2 separate regions of the Mus musculus genome follow, and region 2 is linked to region 1. Evidence: chromatin loops called from intact Hi-C (ENCODE). Cell type or tissue: left cerebral cortex. All regions are shown on one strand.

Region 1 (8,000 bases):
CATCTATTTTCTTAGGGCAAAGAGTTGGAGTGAGAAAAGGGAAGAGAGAATACAATGTGTGTATGTGCTTAAGGCTGCTGTGGATGTTTCCTTTATTTACATTTCAAGTGTTATCCCATTTTCCAGGTTCCTTTCATCACTTTTTACTCTTCTCTACCTCCATCCAGGTAATTAAAAACCCACCAGCTTTTAACCCCTCCAGTAATTGGCTGTAGCCAATTTTATTTAACCAATAGTTTTCAATCAAGGAACAATGATTTCACAACAAAAGTTTATAAATGTGAGAATGAATTCATAGGCCTAGACATTCAGCTATAGAACGTAGCATTATAATACATAGCAACAGACCAAACCTTAGGTTTGGCTTATCTCATACCCTGCTTACAAAACCAAACAGGGGTAATCTGGAAGTATTTAATATTTGGTAAAAAAAAAATGTACCAAAAATAAGAACGAACCAGTTTAAAAACAGTGAATTTATGAAATTCTTAGGCAAATGGATGAATCTGAAGGATATGATCCTGACTGAGATAACCCAATGACAAAGAACACACATGATATGCTCTCACTGATAAGTGGATATTAGCCCAGAAGCTTGGAATACACAAGATACAATTCACAAACCACATGAAACTCAAGAAGAAGGAAGACGAAAGTGTGGGTACTTCAATCCTTCTTAGAAGGGTGAACAAAATACCCATGGAAGGAGTTAAAATATGTGGAGCAGAGACTCAAGAAATAACCATCTGGAGATTGCCCCACCTGGGGATCCATCCCATATATAATCACCAAACCCAGGCCTGGAGCCTGATATAGCTGTCTCCTGAGAGGCTTTGCCAGTGCCTGACAAATACAGAAGTGGATACTCACAACCATCCATTGGACTGAGAACAGGGTCCCCAATGAAGGAACTAGAGAAAAGCCTCTCACATGTAAACTCTCAAGCTTGACTTGGTTTTAACTAGTTATAAAAATACCTAAAAGTCAGAGCTGACATATTTATACTTTAAACTTTGAGTCAGAATTTTACTCAGTTGCAAAGTCTTTAAGAAATAATTGTCTAACACTGACACTCTTACTGATCACTCCAGTTTACCTCATCTTTCCTCTCCTTTCAAGGCTGAAGGCACAAAATAATAAACAACCAAGGTATTTACAGAGGTTCCTGGGCCTGAAAACTTTGTTAAACACATGAAACTCAAGAAGAACGAAGACCAAAGTGTGGACACTTTGCCCCTTCTTAGAATTGGGAACAAAACACCCATGGAAGGAGTTATAGAGACAAAGTTTGGAGGTTGTCTATTGTTTTCCATTTTGCATGACTCAACTGAGTGACTCAACTGAGCAACTCAACTGAGCTCCAGAGGAAAGGTAACCGCAGGGGAGCATAGGTTGACTAGAGTGTGCCCTCTGCTAGAAGCAGCAATTTTGGCGTGCAGTTTGGCAGCAGCTAGCCAAGAGGACTAAGAGAGTGATTTTGGAGCTCTGGAGAGGCAGAGCCAGTGCTGGTGGTAGAGGCAATGGCTAGGGAAAACATGTGCTCTCAGGCTATGTGCTGGACTGAGAATGGAACGAGACTGCTGGCTCAATAACAATAAACAATAGACAACCTTAGTTTAGAATCAACAGATAACACAACCTCTGGACATGGAATCTATCATCCTAAACTCATGACTATTCTATGTTAGAAACCTTTTGGTGGTGGATTCTGCTATCATATCTAACAGTTCTGGTCTACACATTGCCTGCTATATTGCTCCTGCCTCTCACAGTCTAAAGACCAGGGCATTCATTTCTCCTGTGTTCCCTCTTCCATTTTCAAACCTGGTGCCTAGCCAGAAATAGTGTGGATTCTTTTTTTAATAATTACATGCTACAGATATCCATTGTGTGTGTGTGTGTGTGTGTCTGTGTGTGTGTGTGTGTGTGTGTGTGTGTGTGTTTTATCGATTCTATTTGGTAAATTCCACTTTTGTTTCTTAAATTGTTTCCCTTGTTTCATATAACTGTTGGGTTTTCACAGACTTCATTAAGTGATCTAATCATATCTTTTCAAAGATTCTTTACTGTATTCATAATAAGCATTTTGAGGTCTTTGTTTTGTGTGTCAGCTATATATGATTCTTTGGATTGATACCTGGTCTGGCCTTTCTTGTCATGGGTGCTCCATTCTTGTTTTTTGTCACCCTCTTTGCATCTTAGTAAAGCGTGGGAGCTGTTAGTTCCCTGGTAGAGAGAGCTTTGCAGGTTGATGGGTAGCAGAGAGTAATAGAGATGAACTAGGAGGAAAGGCTTAGTCAGGTTGAAAGAAAGAGGTGAGGTGATACTGTTTACACCAAGAGGCTAGGGCCTTAGGGTGTAAGGAGATATGTTTGGAAGAGGCACTCCTGAACGTAGGGTATCATGAGACAAAGAAAATGTTTGGAGACACTGGAATAAAAGTTTTACAGGGGACCTGTATCCATATCAAGAGTTGAAGTCTCTAGTGAATGGAATTGAAATGAGAGTGCACAATCCTTTAAACTGATGCTCCAGGACTCAGAGTTAGACAGGGGAAGTCATATGGAAGACAGGAAGGAGAGCCACAATCATATTCCCAGCATGATATGACCACTGGAAGCATCAGGTAGATAGTGTTTCTAGGTATTGGAGGCTGATAAAAGCAAATGGGGATTAGCTAGAAGGGAATGCTGATAGGGTCTACAGGAAGGAATTAATTTAAATTTGAACCAAGGAACAAGGGAGAGCAAAGTTCCCCGTGAGTATAGGTAGTAAGGAATGGTAAAGGCAAGTAGGTTGCTGCAGTGCTTGGAAGAGTGCTAAGACAGTAGTGATCGTGTTTAGGGTGAGAAGGCATAGTAAGAATTGTTTCCCTGAGTCGCAGCCCAGTGTAGCTACTGGACATCCAAGGTAGAAAATATTTCTAGGTATCAGGGTCTGACATAAAGTTTAGGTCATGTGTTTGCTCCTCTGCTAGGAGACTTAGGCAATGTCTTAGTTGTGTGATAAAATATCTGGACAAAAGCAAATTATAGAAGAACTGGCTTATTTGGCTCACAGTTTCATGGTACAGTCAATCATCTTTGGAAAGTCAAGGTAGCAGGAACTTGAAGCAACTTAATTTGGTACATCCACAGAGGGCAGTGAATTACACCATGCATGCTGGCAGCAACTGCTCTGCTCCTGTTTTCCACAGCAAAGTCTCTTTCCCAGGGAATGGCGCCACCCAGAGGATCAGATGTTCCCTCTGCAATTAACATAATCAAGATCCTCTCTTACAGACATCCCTTAGGCCAAACTAATTTATAAATCCTTCATTGAGATTCTCTTCCAAGGTCATCATAAACTGTGTGCAGTGGAGCATTAGAACAACCCATCACAGATGGCTTGATTATAAACTCATCAAGAAGTTTCACAGTGGAAAATATGTAGCCTCTCAATAAAACTGGGGAGCTGTTAACATATGAATGAAGAAAGAGACTAAAGGGTCAAAAATATGTCTATATATCTATATTTATATTTAAATTCATGCTAACACATATAGCATGTTTTATATGTAGAATGAAATATGAAAATTGTATATACACATATGTTTGTACACACAAACACATATATACACACACAAGAATACTATGAATACACACATTTATACTTATATGAACATACATATGTTGTTAAGCACACATATCCCAGCTGACAGATGATAAGAACTGTGGAAAAGGAATATAGCAGACAGATTAGAAAAACTGGAAGCAGGCTTTGGTATTTTGTATTTTACCTCTGTGTTGTTCCACATAAAGTTAGGATGTTAAAGACCATAACAAGTTAGCTCAATAAATGGATTGTTGAAGCAACTATTACTGTGACTTAGGCCCTGTGATAAGGTGTGTAGGCTATTTTTACTTGGCCATAGTTCAGTGTAAGTGGCAAGAGCATAAATAGGTTTATTATAGCTGATAAGCATGTTTTCTTCCTCTCTCACAGATGTTTATTGAGCCTTTATTAAGGGTGAGGCTGTCTTACTCCTGTTTGCTTGTCTATATAGGCAACAGGGTCCTGAACAAATGTCCTGGCTCTTTTCAAATTTATGTGTACATTGGAGAAAGCTCATAATCAACTAATAACAGACATGAAAATCAGATAACCCTGAATATATTGAGAAAAATCAGTCAAGATTCAACAAACAAGTGCTACTGCTGACCTCTAGATGTTTTGTGGCCATACAGGTCTTTCTGACCAGGAACAACAATTCACATTTGAATACTATGGATCCAGAAATGCTAACTGCAGTTAAAGGGAGGAGATAGATTCCTTGGGCTCTAGAGCTTACTGTGTCCTTGTATCTGGACTGAAGCCATACCTCTTAAAAAGCACATTAGTTGCTATTTCTCACAAAAGTAAAGTTTCTCTCTCTGTTTTCTACCTATTTATCTCACACACACACATCTATCATCTATAGCTATCACATATCTGTCTATCATCTATTACCTACCTATCATTCTATCAATCTGTCTGCCTATCATCTACTATCTATCTATCTATCTATCTATCTATCTATCTATCTATCTATTTATCTATCTATTGATCATCTGTCCAGCTGTCTGTCTATCAATCACCAACCTATCTATCACTAGTTATGGGGAATTTTCATTGGTTTTAATATTACTATTGATATTGAAATTACAGAAATGTAGTTATTTGTGTTAATAAATTTTAATGTTAGGTATCTCACTCCACTCTGATTTGTTTTAGATATTTTCTGGCAATTCTTTTGTTTGCTTTTAAGACAATCTTTCTATGTAGCACTAACTGGCCTGGAACTTGCTGTATAGACTAGACTAACTTCAAACTTGTGGCTATTCTCTTGTCTTAGCCTCTTAACTGTTGGGATTACTGGTGTGTAGCACCAGGTTAAGTTTTCTAAGCATTCTTTAATTGTGATTTTCATTATCCCCTTAGGCATCCTGTAGCCTAGCAAGTAGGAAGTTCTCAGAGTATCTTGGTGAGTTAACTATCCAGTCTGCTTCCCTCTCAGGTTTTCTTTTCAGGGGTGAGAACTCCATTCCTCTGATCCTGGGGCTGAAACGTCTGATGTGTGTTGCTTAGTTCCTAAACTTAAATGTGAATTACCAAATACAACTGAATCTAACCTCAAAATAGATTGATCTTCCAGCCTCTTCACACCATCTCCGCTGCTAAAGCCCTCAGCTCTTCCTGTGCTTATCCTGTGGACATTCATGCCTATTCTTCCTGGAGTACCTCATTATAAACAAAATCAGATTGTATCAGAGAGCTATTCAAACAGCTGTCTACCAGTTTCTCCTAAAGGTTTCACCATATCCAGAATGGCCCCTATGATTTGGGCTTTGTAATCCCCCAGACCTTTGTAATCACTACATCCTGTTAATTCTCCTGTAGTCATTCTCCCTCAGTGAGGCAGCAGGCATATGCCAGTCTCATAATTCCTTCCCCACTTGCAGCCTCAGTAGCTAGGTGGCTTTATACACATGTCCTTAGAAGCTTTGCTCAAAAACCAGCTCAACTGGGTTTCTTCAGTCACTTGCACAAACCTCACCCCTCTCCTTTCAGCAGTTTCACGCAGCCCAGATCACATCTGGATCTATTCTACTTCCCACTAGAAACTTAACTCCTCAAGGACAATTTTCAGCCTGCTGGGGTCTTGGTGATATTGCTAGTGATTAGACACAGTAAACACTCAAGAGTTGTTTTTTGCTGACTAAGTCCATAGATTTAAAAAATATATTCATACTCTGAAGTAAATACCCAAAAATCAAAAGAGTGCATCAAAGATTTTAGAAGATTAGAGTTCATAAGGTAAAAATAGAATAATCTATACTAGCAGAAGTGTTTGTTACAGTCTCATTAGCCCCAAAACTATTGCTAACTATGAAAATTTAATCTTTAAAATTATAACTATGCCGTCGGAGACCTGTGGTTTTTATCTACAGCTGGCAACCACTGGAACATTTTAAAATAAATTTTAGAAATGAATTTGGTGTAAAGAAGGTGACACAGGCAAATTGAGACCTGGGGGACAAACATTTTTCCAAGTGATCTAACCATTTAGTGGCGAAGACAGGATTTGGACACAATGCTATCTAGCTATTTTTATTTCACAACTGTGTTCCTTCTGGCCACGTTCCTCCTTAGGGATTATTTTTCATATCTGCAAAGCAATTCTTTAGAACGAATGTCAGTGGCTGCTGCTGAGCCTTGGGCAACAGCCTCAGTGTGAATTATCTGTGAAGTTGAAAACTAGAAGAACACATTGGAATTCAACCTGGAGAATATCAAGTCATAATAAAAACTCTAAAAGTATTATTATTGTTTCTAAAAGTGCATTCAGACAACACCGAACAGCACCCAAGAGCAGTGATTTGGAAAATTCACTGGAAATTTGGTTGCCAGCACATATGAGATAGGACAGCTTTGTATTATAATACCCTCTTGTGGTCATAATGTGAAACTACAAAACAAGCCATATTCCTTAGATGCTGGAAATGAGCTTTTCCTGTTTTCTTCCAAACACTATGCTTCACACATAAGTGGTGGGCAAAACTCTGCCCATACCAGTGTATTTATTGAAAAACAAGTGATTTGAAGTGACTTCAGGAAAAGGCAAGGACTCGTTAGCTAACACAGCATTCCCAGCTCTTTGTGATCTGAGTCGAATGCTTCCTTCCTTCCTTCCTTCCTTCCTTCCTTCCTTCCTTCCTTCCTTCCTCCCTCCCTCCCTTCCTGCCTTCCTTCCTGACTTCCAACTAAAGCCATCTGTTTCCTGCTCACCGAAGTTCTAATTATATGGACTTGTGGTGTCAACACATTATGCCACCACATCGATTGCAGCCTATCTCTATCTGGGAAGCTCAGGTAAAACATTTGTAGACACTGACAGTCCACTATGTGAGAGTCAGACAGTGTTTGGTTTGGCTTTTGTATCTCCCAAAGCCTAGGATCTCAAGAAACGGAGTACACTTTGTGATTTAAAATATTCTTTTTGGAGGAGAGTGGTGGTGATTGAATGTAAGGCCTTGTGCATGCTAAGCAAGCACTCATCCATTTTTACCACTGAGGTACATCCCCAGCCCATGTAAATGTACATATGTATATTTATAACATGTACATGCATATAGATAGATAGATAGATAGATAGATAGATAGATAGATAGATAGACAGATATAGTCTCATTCAAGGTTTCATCTAATGCTGAAATTTCCATGTAGCCAAAACTGATATTGAATTCTCAAAACTTGAACTTCCACCTCCCAGGTGTTGGGATTATCTCCAAGTACTAGCACCCATAGCCTAAAATGTTATTACTTTCAATTTAAACTAAGAACTTTATGCTATTAAAAACAACTTGCTCCAGCTCCTGTTTACAACTTGAGGCACTTAAGTAGCCCATTGATGGATTTCCAATTAAGTTTTTACTTCTTCAATCAGCTACCCAGTAGGAGTTAGAATGGGATTTCCAAACAAATTCACTAGGCTTGGGATGTCTGTCTCCTGCTAGAGTTACTTCAGATGGCTGAATTCTATGCACCTATAACACAGGTTTATTTAGATGACAATAGTACATATTCATAAGCCATGTATGGTACAGACTGCACAAACAATACTTACATATCTTATGCAGAATCTAAAGTAGACCTTATATTGTCATATTTTCAATGAGAGGAGAGTTATTTTTGCACTTTTGAGATTTTTAGGTCAACATTCTTCTACTTTTAGCTTGTTTGGGTGCCTCATTTCAATGATTGCTGTATTATTATTATTACTATTATTATGCTTAGTGTATATTGTGTACGTGTTTAGGTGTGTGGGTGACTTTGTGGAAGTTATGTTATCACTTTCCACCTAATATTTTGAAATAGGAACTGCCACTGATCTATTTGCCTGACTAGCTCCCAGTAAGGCCCAGGAACTCGCCTGTCTCCATCCTTCCAATGCTGGGTTTACAGGTGCATACCACTACATC
Region 2 (8,000 bases), 89 kb before region 1:
GAATCCCCAAACATTATGAAAGATGTGAGGAAAAAGGCATGATCCTGAGATATACAATGACCTCACAGTTTAGTGATGCAGGCATGAGTGTGAGAGATGGAGAGTTCAGGTAGAAGAAGAGGGAACCAGAGAATCAAAGAAGTGAATGTCCATGATGATGCAGCATGTGCCACTCTGTGAAAATTGAGCTGAATGACTATGTATGAGCAGTATCAACGTTTCTTCCCCATGTATACTCAAGAGTTTCTGAAGACCCCACTTCTGCCTCTTGTTCTTCTGAGTCATGTCTAGTTCCAACAGTGGTTTCAAACAGAAGGGGTCCAATCCTCATTTATCATGTTTGTGTATGCACACCCTATAGAACTGGTCACAGAGCTCCAGTCCTATATAAACTATTTCAAATAAATGTAATGTTTTGGTTTCATCTTGGAATCTTATATACAAATTACAATAGAGCCTATATGCAGCCTTTCTTTAACTTTTAACCAAAAGTCCAGTTTTAAGTTCATTCCACCTCTAACAAGCCTTGTCCAGTGTCTCTACTAAGGACAGATTCGGTAACTATCATTTCTTCTAGATGTAAGTAATGTACACATAGAAATGTAGATCAGTTTTTAACTCTGTTTTCATGAATGTGTCCATGAGTGTTTTAAGCTTTTCAAAAAAGATTTATTGGCTCATTTATAATATTGACAAGCCTGTTCTAGGAATAAGTGAAATTTTAGTTTAAGTTAAGGGGGTCCTAACTGGCAATGAGTGCACATCTGGATCGTATGCTTATTCTTGAGGGAGAAACAGAATCTAAGACAGTGAGCTACGACCCCTTTCATAGTGGCTGCCTGAGCCCATCAAAAACAATTATGAAATAGCAACCAAAAAATGTTATTCTTGGGGGTCACCACAATATGAGAAACTGTGTTATAGAATCAGGGCATAAGGAAGGTTGAGAACCAGTGTTCTAAACCTAGGTACTAAAGATAATGTCTTCTTTCCCCAAGTGCTGCAAGATTCAAGGAGTGAATGTTCCAAATAAACAAAAGTAAGACACCTAGAATTAGTGAGGCACGGCATTGAGCCATAAATTCCAAGCAATGTGACCTTGAAAGACTTCCCTGACTTTAAGTTCCTAAGCCTAAGAAGTGTCAGAGGTACACAGAGAGAAGAGAGAAAAAAGTGTTCCAATTTACCCTGCCATCAGCAGAGGGGAGAAGGGCTAATAATCTGAATTTGTTTTATTTTTTAAATATAAATTTTTGATTTTTAGAATCTCATACACAAATATGTATTGAAATAATTTCACCCCTCTCTCTTTACCTTCCAACCCCTTCAGGGTCATCCCTAATTCCTCTTTCTAAAATTCATGACCTCTTCTTCTTTAATTAGTATTGATTATATATATGTATATGTATATATATATATATGTATATGAAATAAAAATATTCATCAACATCCAGTTGCCCCAGAAAAACAGGAGGCAGATATAGGCAATAACTTTTCCAGAAAAATAGTATGTGTGCGTATTTGTGTGGAGAGGGATATAGACAATGAAATGTGTGAAGAATAGCTAAAACTTCTCAATTTGGCAACATAAAAAAATCTATGTAAAAGGTGCATAAAATCTGCAAAGGAATCAAAAACCAAATAAACATCATAATCAAATTGAAAGTTAAAACAAACAAAACCAATTGAAAGTAGATGGCCGGTGGTGGTGGTGGGGGAGGATGTCACTTAGAAAGAAATTGGAAATTATTTCTCATCAGAAACTACAAAGTCTAGAGTTAAGTGGGAGACATCTAAATCTGTTAAGAGCAGCAGATTGACAAGCAAGTGTCCACAATCAGGAGAAAGACAGTGTGGGAATTAGTGGGGGGCATTCTGAGGTGGGGTAAAGCTAAGAAATTTCCTTCTGCCAAAGCCACCTCTGAAGAAACAGGGAAAGTAAGTACTGAAAGTCAGAAAAAAAAAATTGAACATGAAATGTCAAAAAAAAAAAAACCGAAAAACCCAAAACAAACAACAACAACAACAAAAACAAAACAAACCAAAACAACAATGAATCTATGGGAGAGGAGTAAGGAGCAAAGACAAGAGGCTTTTCCGCCTTTAAGTTCCAGCTGCACAGGACACTGAAGAGCAGGTTAGTGTCTGGTGTAGTTCTTAGTGTGTGTGGAGGAAACACCTTAGGCAGCTGGGCCATAGAGAGAGGATAGGGTCCTCTAGTTTTGTAGTTGTTTTGCTTCCCCTGAAAAAATAGTGTTAACAAAGTCAGTCGAATGTGAGCAATGAATAACAAACACTGAGCAGCTGCTGGGAGGATGATACAAGGATATCCAGGAGATATAAGAAAAGAGCAAAGAGGAATAGAGAGGCAAGTATTTGGAAAGTGTCTAAAAAACACACAGAGAACTCAGAATTTAAAAAAAAAATGGGTGGGAGAACAGAAGGAAAAATATGGGTTTAAATCCTCAAATTAGCAATAAATAATCAGACATAGCCAATCTTCACAAATACTGGAAAGTGACAGGGATGGTCACACATGGCAGAGTATTCACTATCTAAACAGAGAAAATTACTGTAGATAAGAAATATCACGTGGGAAGAGGGTCATAGAGCAGAAAGACCTTCCAGTCCTATACAGGTACTATGTACTCATAACCATTTTTCCAGGACAAGCGGGAGAGCTACAACAACTCAGTGGGAAAACAGGCAGACTTTTAGTGGAGCTGGAAACTTCAGTGCATCTTTCTCTGGATTAGATAAAGTCAGTAGGTGAGCAGTCATCAAAGATGCAAAAGGACCAAACTAGGCTCAATAAGACAAATCAGAGAACTGATATGTACACAGGTCAAGAGGAGAACACACTTTCAAAACAAAACAAAACAAAACTGGATAGGTAGTGTAACCAACATCTGGGACATCCTATTTCTTACTCCAACATAACGTGTTTATGAGGATAAATTATTACGTCATCAAATCTACCTTGACATACTTAAAAGACTTTAAAATCAGAGACAGTAAGTTTTCTGGCCATAAAATCACTCTGGGAATCTTTCATCGACAGATATCAAGAAAATCTACAACTGTTTGTAACCTGTAAGACCTTATCTCTGGGTTAGTGGGCTGTCAGCAACAGCCTTCGGCTACATCCTCGAGTTCCTGATGGCAATATACAGTTTCAGGATGCAGCCAGGCAGTGTTGCCTCTTCCTACCTGCTGAAGGGATAGGTGGGGCTGCTTGGGGTCCAAATGGAACAAGCAACCCACGAAAGGAAGGCGCATTGGCCCTGGCGGGTAGTTCTTGGGGCGACGGTTTTTGAGGAAATCAGCCAGGAACAGAAAGGTGACAGCAGACAGCAGCAAAATCCGGAGATGGAGCGCAGCCCAAATGGCAGCCACTAGGGAGCCGGCTGCCGCAAGCATGGCTGATATCAGAGCAGGCTCTTGGAGGAATGAGAATCTGAACTGAGGCAGTTCCCCAAGGACACTGCCTGTAGTTCCCAGAATGAACCAGGCCTGTGGTTTAAACCCCCAAATCGCTACAGGGCCCCTCCAATCTGTCGCCTGCAGACTCCTCCTCCCTGCTCTATTCACTTCAGCAACTTTGGCCCGCCTTGTTTATCTGCTTCCCTAAGTCTTAACAGAGCTTTGTCTCCAGAGCTCTTTCACTTTTACCCAGTCTTCCTAAGGACCCAAACATCCCCTTGGCCCCGCCTCAAGACTCTCCGTCACGCCCCTCTCCAAGTTCCAAGTCTTAGCCTTTGGAGACTATTCCTTTGGGGGTGGGGAAGCCACTTGAGCATGTATGGACTAGCTAAGAACCTTGCTCATAAACAAAGTATTTCTCTGGTTCTAGGCTTGTGATTTGCATGCAACCCAGAGAGTATCATGTGCATCTGATCTCCCGTTTTATAAACAACCTTTCACCACTGATTGCAATTTTCTGAAACAGGAACAGTATCAGCCCATGTTTCTGGGCTGCACGCCAGGGAGCGCTCTGGCCTCTTTATAAGAGCTCACCAGCTTTGAGTGCTATTCACAGTGAATTAAGTGAATCCACAGATTCTTCACAGAAAGAACACCCTGGTCTTGATTCTCCCCTACCCCCTTTTGTAGTGTTAGAGAACTGAACACCGCAGCCCTTGACCATGCTAAGAAGCCTTTCCATCATCACTTTGCACTCTCCCTCCCTCCCTATTAACTTTTAGGGTTAGTATATAATTTAGTGAATTTGATTAACGGGCACTTTCATGTCCATGTTTTTTCACAAATATTTATGCATATATTTGGCACTTTCCACTCATTCCCTACACTACTGTTGTAGGTCCTGCTCTTCCCCAGATTATCCCCTTCTGCATTTTGGCAGTGTACCTTCCTAAAGATTTGCTCCTTTCCTTCCATGGTTCCATTTCTAGTCCCAGACCCTGACCCCATTTACTCAAACACAGTTTAATCTAGGCTAGTACCGCAGAAAACAAGCTGTCTTCGCCTTTCTGCATCTGGTTTGTTTCATTTTCCATAAAGATCTCCAGCTTGTTCTCTCTCGGCTCTTCCATGAGAATCTCCAAGCACATTTGGTCTCCAGCATGGAACTTTCCACCCTGTGCCACATATAGGAGACCCTTAAGCCACATATCAGGCTAGACATGCATAGGCACTAAACATATAGATATACAGTCTGCTTACAAACTTTTTATTGATTAAAAAAGATAAATTGAAGTTTCTAACTCTCCAAGATCTTAAGAGGGAGACAGAGGAATAAGAAGAGAAACTTAACAAAGCTTAGCTTGTTTGTATTCTTTCAATCCTCTTTTGATTTTTTTCTTTTGTTGAAAACAGATTATTTTCTCATACACTATGCCCAGATGATAATTTCTCCTTCCTCTCTTCTTCTCAGTTTCTCCCAACAGGCCCTTCCCTGTGAATCTACTCTTTGTCTCTCAGGAAAGAACAGGTTTCTAAGAGATAACAAAACAAGACAAAACCTACGGTATCAAAGTTGAACACTGCAACCCAACAGTAGGAAAAGAGTCCCCAAAGCAGACACAAGAGCCAGAGACCCACTCATTCTTTCACTCAAGAGTCCCATAAAAAATACAAAGCTAATAGCTGAAATCCATGTCCAGAGGCCCTAACCCAGACCCATGGAAGCCCCGGGCTTGCTGCTGCAGAATCTCTGCTCGCTCTTAGGTACTTATCTTAGGGGATTCAGAGAGGTCCTTGCTCTCCTGGTGTTCACCATTTCCTCTGGCTCTTTCCCTCTTTTGCCTCCTCATTTACAGGAGTCCCTAAGTTCTGAGGGTAGGGATTTGATGGAGACATTTCATTTAGACTCGGTCCACATAAGGTCTGGCTGTGTGCCTCTGCATCTGTTCCCATCTGCTGCCAGAGGAAGCCTCTCTAATGATCACTGTATAAAGCACTGATCTATAAGTATAGCAAAACATTATTAGGAGTCATTTAACAGAACATCTTTTCAGACTCTGGTTTCCAGGCTATCTAGTCTCTGGTGCTGGGTTGTCCAAGCAGTGTTGGATATGGGTTACTTCTTGTGGAGTGGGTCTTAAGCCAAAGCAGATATTACCTCTCTGTTACCACAAGTGCTCCATTGTTGTACCATATCTTACAAGAACAGACTGTAGGGCAAATATTTTCTAGGTGGGTTGGTATTCAAGTTTTTTGATAGCCTGAAGAGTACCTTTCTGCAACACAGAGACTAGAACATAATGGAAAAGGCTTCATGTAGGTACCTGATTGACTTCTCCATATTCAATGAGTTGTGTGGATGCTGCCCTAGGCAATGGGGCTCCACTTTCAGTTTGCTGAGAGCAACCCATCTGACTAGGTTATTTGGGGATTTCAATGGAACCTCTTTGTCCAACAACTCAACTGGATGCAATGCAGTCCCACTGCTGGAAATCTTGGTCAGTTTAAAGTCTGTATCCCCCATAACTCTGAGTCTTTATTAGGATCACCTTCATCGATTCCAGAAAGTTGTCACTGTACTAGGTTTCCATGTTGCCCTTCAAATGTCCCCAATTCTATTTTTCTACAGTTGCTCCTTCCACCAAATTGTCCCTTTGCCTGATGATATCCCCACTTCTGTTCCCACCTACTCCAGTCTGCTGTAAAATTTATTCTATTTTCCTCTTCCTTACCTAATTTCCCTGAGTCTATAGATTGTAGCTTGCTAATAAGTGAATACATATCATATTTATCTTTCTGGGTCTGGGTTAACTCATATATGATTGTTTTTTTTTTCTAGTTCCATCCATTTCCTACACACTTCATGGTGTCTTTTTTAAAATGAGTAATTATAGCATTGTGTAAATATACCACACTTTCTTTATTTGTTTTTGTTTTTATTGCTGTTGTTGTTTTTGTTATTGTTGTTGAGTGATATCTAGGTTGTTTCCAGTTTCTGGCTATTATTAATAGAACTATAATGAACAAAAACAAGTATCCTTGTGGTAGGATGAAGTGTCCTTTGGGTATGTGTGCGAGAGTGCTGTAGCTAGGTCTTGAGGTAGATGGATCCTCAACTTTCTGAAGAACCAGAAATATTGATTTCTGTGGAAATTTGATTCCCATAGTGACATTACAAGTATGTACTCTGTTGAGAAATGGAGGAATGTTCCCCTTGTTCCACATTCTTATCAGCATGAGCTGTTGCACATGTTGTTGATTGTGACAAGTATAAGATGAAGTTGCAACGTAGTTTTGATTTGCATTTTCTTGATGCCTGAGGATGTAGAACACTTCTTTAAGTGGTTCTCAATCATTTGATATTCTTCCATTAAGAATTCTGTATATCTGCACCCAATTTTTCAATTGAATTATTTGGGTTTTGTTTTTGTTTGTTCATTTGTTTGTTTTGATAGCTAGTTTCTTTAGTTCTTTAAATATTTTGGATATTAGTCCTTTGTCAGATGTGGAGTTGATAAATATCTTTTTCCATTCTGTAGTCTGCTACATTGGACTATTGACATCATCCTTTGTCTTTCAGAAGCTTTGCAATTTCAAGAGGCACTATTTATCAATGGCTGATCTTAGTTCTTGTGCTCTCAGTATTCTGTTCATTGTATAATCTCCTATGCCAATGCATTTAAGGCTATTCCCCACTTTCTCTGCTATCAGGTACAGCGTATCTGGTTTTACATAGAGATCTTTGATCCACTTGGTCTTGAGTTTTATGCAGGGTTGTAAGTGTGAATCTATTTGCATTTGTCTACAAGCAGACATCAAGGTTGACCAGCACAATTTGTTGTAGATGCTTCCCTTCTGCAGTGTATATTTCTGGCTCTTTGCCAAAAGACATGTGTCCATTATGTGTGTAAATTAATGTCTAGGTCTTTTATTTGATTTTATTGATCAGCATGTCTATTTTTATACTAATACCATGCATTTTTTATTGCTGAAGCTCTGCAGTACAACTTATAATTAGGAATGGTGAGACATGGCAATATTTTTATTGTTCTGGATTGTTGTAAATATCTTGGATTTTTTGTTCTTCTGTATGCAGTTGAAAATTATCTTTTTAGGGTCCATAAAGAATTGTTTTGTAATTTTGATGGAAATTGCATTCAATCTCTACATGGCTTTTCGTAGGATGGACATTTTTATAATACTAAACCTACTGATACTCAAGATTGGGAGATCCTTCTGTCTTTTGATATCATCAAGTTTTTCTTCAAATATTAGAAGTTCTTATCATACATGCCTTTTACTTTCTTAGGTAGAATTACCACAAGATATTTTATATTATTTGAGGCTATTATCAAAGGTGCTGCTTCCTTGATTTCTTTCACAGTACACTTGTCATTTGTATATAGGAGGCATACTGGGTTTTTATTTTTAATGTTGTTGAGTTTCTTTCCATTTACTTGGAATTGGTTATGGACTTGGTGTAAACTGCTGTTACTATGCTTTGGTGTTTCTCTTGTATCCCCAATCTGTTTAAGACTTTAAACATGAAGAATTGTTGGATATTGTTGAAGGGTTTC

Evidence for each region. Hi-C counts contacts between places; a loop is a spot of excess contacts. Peaks named below come from ENCODE experiments on the same cell type or tissue, not always from the same donor. Only the 100,000 strongest peaks of a DNase experiment are listed, where the experiment ranks them.
Region 2: it touches region 1 in a loop (4-fold over the local background); 5 of 42 quality-filtered maps call a loop at or near these places.

The regions. Positions count from the first base shown.
Region 1 is chr4:96,677,223-96,685,222 of GRCm38, forward strand. No RefSeq gene overlaps it. Among named protein-coding and RNA genes, the nearest start is that of Cyp2j5, 17 kb to the left of the region's middle. In left cerebral cortex, CTCF peaks have their summits at 3,245 and 6,470 (motif pointing left); DNase peaks (open chromatin) are centred at 3,208 and 6,416.
Region 2 is chr4:96,587,926-96,595,925 of GRCm38, forward strand. It overlaps Cyp2j9 (cytochrome P450, family 2, subfamily j, polypeptide 9), which reads right to left and starts at 3,560. Exons shown (of 9, transcript NM_028979.2): 1 at 3,211-3,560. The coding sequence starts at 3,420. In left cerebral cortex, CTCF peaks have their summits at 3,405 and 3,983; DNase peaks (open chromatin) are centred at 3,722 and 3,946; H3K4me3 peaks cover 1,803 bases; H3K27ac peaks cover 2,147 bases.